Linked DNA regions of Mus musculus: region 1 is linked to region 2. A link is a contact called in ENCODE Hi-C or POLR2A ChIA-PET data. All regions are on one chromosome and are shown on one strand. Each heading gives the region's core, a stretch centred on a gene start or an enhancer-like site at or near the end of the contact. The rest is flanking DNA. Distances are from core to core; before and after follow the strand shown. Region 1 holds the start of Btbd1 (BTB (POZ) domain containing 1). Region 2 holds the start of 3110040N11Rik (RIKEN cDNA 3110040N11 gene).

The links. A loop is a pair of places that touch in the nucleus more often than their neighbours do. ChIA-PET counts read pairs that join two places held with the same protein, here RNA polymerase II (POLR2A).
Region 1: a map of gastrocnemius shows a loop between it and region 2 (7-fold over the local background). The contact joins the promoter of Btbd1 here to the promoter of 3110040N11Rik in region 2. A Hi-C loop is called at or near these places in 11 of 37 maps with a recorded cell type or tissue (adrenal gland, gastrocnemius, heart and 1 more). POLR2A ChIA-PET finds 5 or more read pairs at or near these places in 2 of 5 experiments (Patski and embryonic stem cell).

What each region holds. Positions count from the first base shown.
Region 1 is chr7:81,827,993-81,830,986 of GRCm38, forward strand. It overlaps Btbd1 (BTB (POZ) domain containing 1), which reads right to left and starts at 1,439. Exons shown (of 8, transcript NM_146193.2): 1 at 981-1,439. The coding sequence starts at 1,399.
Region 2 is chr7:81,788,114-81,790,991 of GRCm38, forward strand. It overlaps 3110040N11Rik (RIKEN cDNA 3110040N11 gene), which reads right to left and starts at 1,342. Exons shown (of 5, transcript NM_026077.4): 1 at 1,242-1,342; 2 at 337-463. The coding sequence starts at 1,271.

The DNA.
Region 1 (2,994 bases), core at 189-2,688, 40 kb after region 2:
AAGCACTTTACTGTTTTAATTTGCATTTCCTCATTTACTAATGAGGTCACACATTCCTTGGTTGTATTTTTTTCTTTTCTATTACATCTTGTCCTTTATCCATTTATTGATGGGAACTTAACATATATTTCTTGTGTGAACTTTATATTTCCCTCCATAAGCATCTTCTTGAGGAAGCTATGAGCCTCTGTGGACTCTTGTGCTCCACTGACTTGCCTGTTTACGTCAGAATTACTCAAAATCTGCTGTCTTAAAAACAACACTATACTCAAGCAGCCAACACCATCTTCGGTCCTCCGGGAGCTGGCTCGATTACCTTGGACAAGTCACTTTTCTGGGCCTCGGTCCCATTTGTAAAACTGGGGTAAAACAACAAGATATGCCTCCCTAACAGTTAGGACTGCTGTGATTAACAACGCCACAATGCCACTACCTTCCACTAAGTAGCAAACTAATCAGCTATCAATCAATCTCCTATCCTCAGATCATCGGAGAGCAAACTCGAACACTACTAGCGTGTTTTAGAATACAAAAACCGTCACCTTGACTGCAGAAACTTGAAGCAGGCCAGCCTGATACCTGCTATGGCTATTATCTTCCAGAGTCCTGACAGCAAACCGTGGAGACCCTGACAACCCCAGTCCTCTAAGACCCTTCATCCACCCGGGTCCTTAAACAAAAACGAATCCTGCAAGTGGGTAATCGGGACAGCCTATCTCGTCTTCTAGTCTGCCCACTCGATTATGAAGCCCGGGCGACAGACAATTCCGCTACTGGAATGTGACAGCACCCTTCAACGGCAAAGCGCCCGCCACCGCCGGGAATGGCGACACTGACCGACCTTCCCAAGCATCGCCTGCCTGCCGGGGAGGACCCGAGGGAGGCCGACTCGCCCAGCCCAAGGTCACTCGGGAGTCGACGCAGGCCGGGCTGGGTGCCGCCACCCTCCAGGCCGCCGGCTCCGCGCGCCCGCCGCTCACCTCAGCAGCGCCAGGAAGGCGGCGGGCTCCACGTCCGGCAGCTCGATCTCGGCCGACGTCGTGGCCATGCCGCCGTTGAACATGGCGTCGAAGACCGCGCTGCCGGCCGCCAGCACGAAGCGGTGGGCGGGGATGCGCTGCGGGCCCCCGGCGGCCGCCGCGCCTCGGCCCTTGCCCAGCACGAAACGCACATCGCTCAGCAGCTCCGAGTTGAAGAGGAAGGCGAAGCGCTCCTTGAGCGACGCCTTGGTGGCCTGCCAGTTGTACAGCGGCTCGCGCTGCAGGGGCAGCAGCGGCCCGAGAGCGGACGGCGAGGGAGCCGGTGGCGGCGGCGGAGGCGGCGGCGGGGCCGGAGGGCCGGGCTCCGCCTCAGCTCCGGTCGCCGGCTCCCCGGCCGCGGCTGACCCGAGCGAGGCCATCCTCCTGCTGCGCGGCTCCGCTCAAGCTGCGAGCACCCGGCGCGCCGCCGCCATGGTCGAGCCGCCCCGAGGCCGGCACCGCCCCCCTGCCTTCCGGGAAAGGCGCTTCCGGCCGCGCGCGCCCGCCCTCCCGCGGGGCCGCGTTGCTGAGGCGGGAGGCGCGCGGCCGCGAGAGGGTTGAGGGGCGTGCGGGCGCGCCGCGCTGATTCCTCAGGCCGCCTCCCGCTCCTCCCTTCAGGCTCGCCTCGCTCCCACCCGCGTCACCCTGCGAGGACGCCGCCTCAGCCCGCTTGGTGGATGAGCTGGACGTGGAAGGACCTCGAGGGCACGGCAAGGGAGTCTGTAGAGGAGAGACAGACACCCTGCTATTCTAAAGGCGGGATGGTGGCCCTGTCACAGCCCGGATGGCTGCATCACCCTTGGAAACCCCAGGCGGAGCTGAGAGGCTAGGAAGTCCACTGATCCCTCTCCCCGTCCGCAGTCTCTTTCTTACCCCTTCTGACTGTCGAGGCTCCACTCCGCCCTGTGAGAGAGTTCCTCTGCCATTTCCATGTCTAAGATTGAGGGCCTTCTTGCTCAACTCTCCTAGGCCTTGCTTTTGGTTCCAGTGCAGAAAAGCACTGGAACCACACCACCTTATGAGCCCTAGGATTTGAGTTGAGATTGGCTCATGCCTGTAATCCCAGTAAAATGGAAGGTTGAGGCAGGAACATGGCTGCAACTGGGAACCCAGCCTGGGTAGCAAATGAAGACCCACACACACACGCACGCACACACACACACACACACACACACACACACACACACACACACGTCTTAACTCCTTTCCCCTCAAAAACAAATGGGAAGGGTGCTGCCAGCTACATATCTTTGGGGGCAGTGTTCCTGTGTGGTTGTCATTATGTGGGAGCCTTTCTTGAACCCTGCAGCAATAAATAGATCCTAAGATAAGGCACTTGTTATAGGCAGAAGGAAAAGACCCAGAAAATGATTCTTTACGACACGAGAATAACTGGGGGGGGAGGGGGGGAACCTTCCGGCTTACAGATGTCAAGCAATCTAAGAGTCCTACGCTCCGAGTTTATAGTGGAATTGGACAAGAAATTTAAGCTGATTCTTTGAAAACAAAAGCAAGATACCAGAACCTTTCCCCTACCCCCATATTTTAATCTCTATTTTTAGGAATATTAAAAAACTCCGAAAAAGCTCTACTATTAATTTTGAAATATATACAATTCAATTCTCTGTTATGGGACTTTAGAAATAGAGTTGCAGTTGCCACCAAGCCTGATGACCCGAGTTTAATCCCAAGCACCTACAAGGTAGAGGGAGAGAACTAACTCCTGCAAGTTATCCTTTGACCTCTTGATGTCTAGTGTGACATCCCATAAAAATGGAATGTAATTTTAAAACATGGCTGGGTGTGATGATGCATACCTTTGAACCTGTGTCACAGGGGTTCACTTAGCTCTGTGAATTCCAGACCAGCCAGGGAGACCCTGTTCCAAAAATACTAAGTAAATAAAAATACCCTACAGGGCCAGAGAGATGGCTCAGCAGGTAAAGGTACTTTCTGCTAAGACTAAAGAACTGAA
Region 2 (2,878 bases), core at 92-2,591:
GACAGGGTCTTGTTGTAGTCTAGCTGACCTCCTGCCTCAGTTCCTAACTAAGTACTTGTGAATTATTGGCATATATGACCAGGCCCATCTACAAAATACCACATTTTTAAAAAGGAAAAGATACACAGATTCCATCTGATTTGGTATTAAATATTGTACATTTTCTTTCAAATACCTCTATATGAGACTATAGAATGTTTAGATGGAGAAGCTTCTAAACGCAGACATAAAAAATACCATTTACAGTTACAGGATAAGCTTTTAGATAACAAGGCAAAAATAAGATGAAAACGCTGCTTTATCCACATCCAAATCCCACCCAGTGCTCAGACGTACCTGTCACAGCGTTCTGTCTGGAGCCAGGTTTGGCATGAATGGCTATGGTGACAAAACCTTTAGGGTCAGTTGCTACAGGCCCTGCAGCAGGAGGTGCTGTCTCTGGTTCTTTGGTTTGGTTTTTACCCTAAAATGACACACAATTTCACAGGTAACAAAATACTTCAGTTATTTTGAGCCATCACTACCCTCACCTTCACTAAACTGGGCCTACATGCAGAAACTAGCCACCACCGTGCTCCTCCCACATCCCTTCATGATCCAACATACAGAGACAGAGAGGGGGGTGGGGTGGGGCTGTCTCTGTGTAGGTATGTGTTCTACTTAAGATCTCTTGGCTAGCTTAGGACTTGTTCCCACAGTCTACTTTATCGTTTCTATTTCTCAAGAGAAGGGGCATTTATTAGTCATCTTTATAGCCAATGCATCCTAACGCTCAAGAGTGGGTGAGGAGTCCATTGCAGAAAGAACGACGACTGGTATTTAAATGCCATCTAACAACTTAACAGAAAACAACTTCCAGGGCAGTATGCGGACAGCGGGTATGAAGAGGAATAAGGATTCAAACTCCCTGACTTCAAGGGGCTGGGATCACAGCGACAGAAAACAAAGGGATATTAGGGGAGGGAGTGCAGTCTCATTGACAGAAGGAAGCGATCAGCCACCATAGGGAGGCAGAACGCACAGCCTGCCGGGAAGTGTAACCCTCAGAGTGAGAGAGCAAAGACGGTGGTCAGCGGGTGCGCAGTGGAGCCTACTCATCCTTAGGGCGAGCTAATGTGCGACCCAGGAAGTCTCAGACCTGGACCCGAAGGGAGGTCTTCCGCCCTCCAGGCGCTGCGTCTGTTCCCCGCCAGTGTAGCCCCGTGGCCCACCCTCTCCACAACACGAGGCTTGCCACTGGCCTTGCTTGTCGCACCGGCTTTCTTAGGCATTGTGGAACCACACAGGAGTCTAACAGAGGCCAAGCACACCGACCTACAGCAAGCAGCAGCATCCCAACCACGCAGGCGCCAGCGTGGCGGAAGAGTTCTGTGCGCCTGCGCAAGTCATGGGCGGAAGCGGCAGGCGCGTCGGCCGGCACCTAAGAGTGCCACCTCGCCCCGAGATGGCACTGTTTTCCTTCCTTTGCAACCTGCCAGCCTCAGGGTGTGATCCATTGGTGAGCCATCTTTGCCAGCAGAGGGAAAATTGTCACCTATCCTTAGGGTTGGCAAGAGCAGCCAGCCTCGGTGCTCGCCTGCCCAACGCGGCACCATGGCAATTCGCACAGGGCAGTGCGCAAGGAGAGGAGATCCACTGTGGAGTTGAATACAACCGTTCGTGAAACTGAAGCAGAGGCAAATCAATGCAAGTGCTAAAGTTAGGGACTGGCCTTGTCCAATAAGGTTAGAATGTATAGATGGTATATGCCCAGAGGTAGGAAGATCTGCTACCTAAATGGGAGATGGCTTGTTACCATTTTGAGGATCTTTGGGACCTGAATAATCTGAGATGGGGAAAAGATTAACTGAAGATGCCCGAGTCTACGGCTAGCAGTTGTGGCAGTCCGAGGGGGAGTTTTCAGGGTACATTAAGTTTGAAATGATTGGAGACATCCAAGTGGAATAGTTAAGGAGCTACCTGAATACATAACCAAATTATCAGTGACCTGTGCCAGTGAGAGGGGAGTTAAGGAGGAGGACAGAGACTGTGACAAATGTCAAAGGGCGACAGCATTCAGATTCACAAACAGGTGAGACTGGAATGTGAGTGCTGAAAACAGCCACTAAAGGTTGGGATCAGAATGGGATGTCTCATTTTACTCTCCCAGAGACACCCTTTCCACATGACACGTTAAGTGGTGTGTTGTGAGAAAGTGGCTAAAGCCTAAGACTCAGGTGATTCAGGTGTTAAACCACACCACACCTTTTTTGAAATACATTACAAATAGAGGCACAAAGTGGAGCCAAAACTATACTGTAGTAATTTGATGAATTTTGAGGTGAAATCATGATGCCCTAAAAATATTTACATTACGATTCATAACAGTAGCCAAATTAGTTAGGAAGTAGCAACAAAAGTAATGTTACCGTTGGGAGTCATCACAGCATGAGGAACTGTATTAAAAGGTTGCAGCATTAGGAAGGTTGAGAACCACTGCTCTAGAGACTTGACAGTTTTTATCAGGGGAGGAACACGGATTGGTGTATTTCTGATGGTGCCTGGATGGGCAAAGGAGGGGGAAGCAATGTCCTCTAAGGAACCGTCAGCCTTCTCCACAGGTACCTCTAGAGTACCTCATCACCAGCTAGAAAGGACAGGACCCCGCCTCAGGTCAATCTGTCACACAGCCACTTGCCCCAATGGAAAGAACAGGGGTTTGTAATCCAAATGGCAGAAACCCAATGTAAAATTCTTAAGACTTGATCTTAGATTTGACAATGGAGTTAAGGGTTTGTTTGGCATGTAGGAAGGATAAATGCCGTGGTTCTCTCTCTGGCCTTCTGAATGTGAGGACAAAAGCAGAGACAGAAGGCTGAAGAAGGCAGAGCAGACCAAG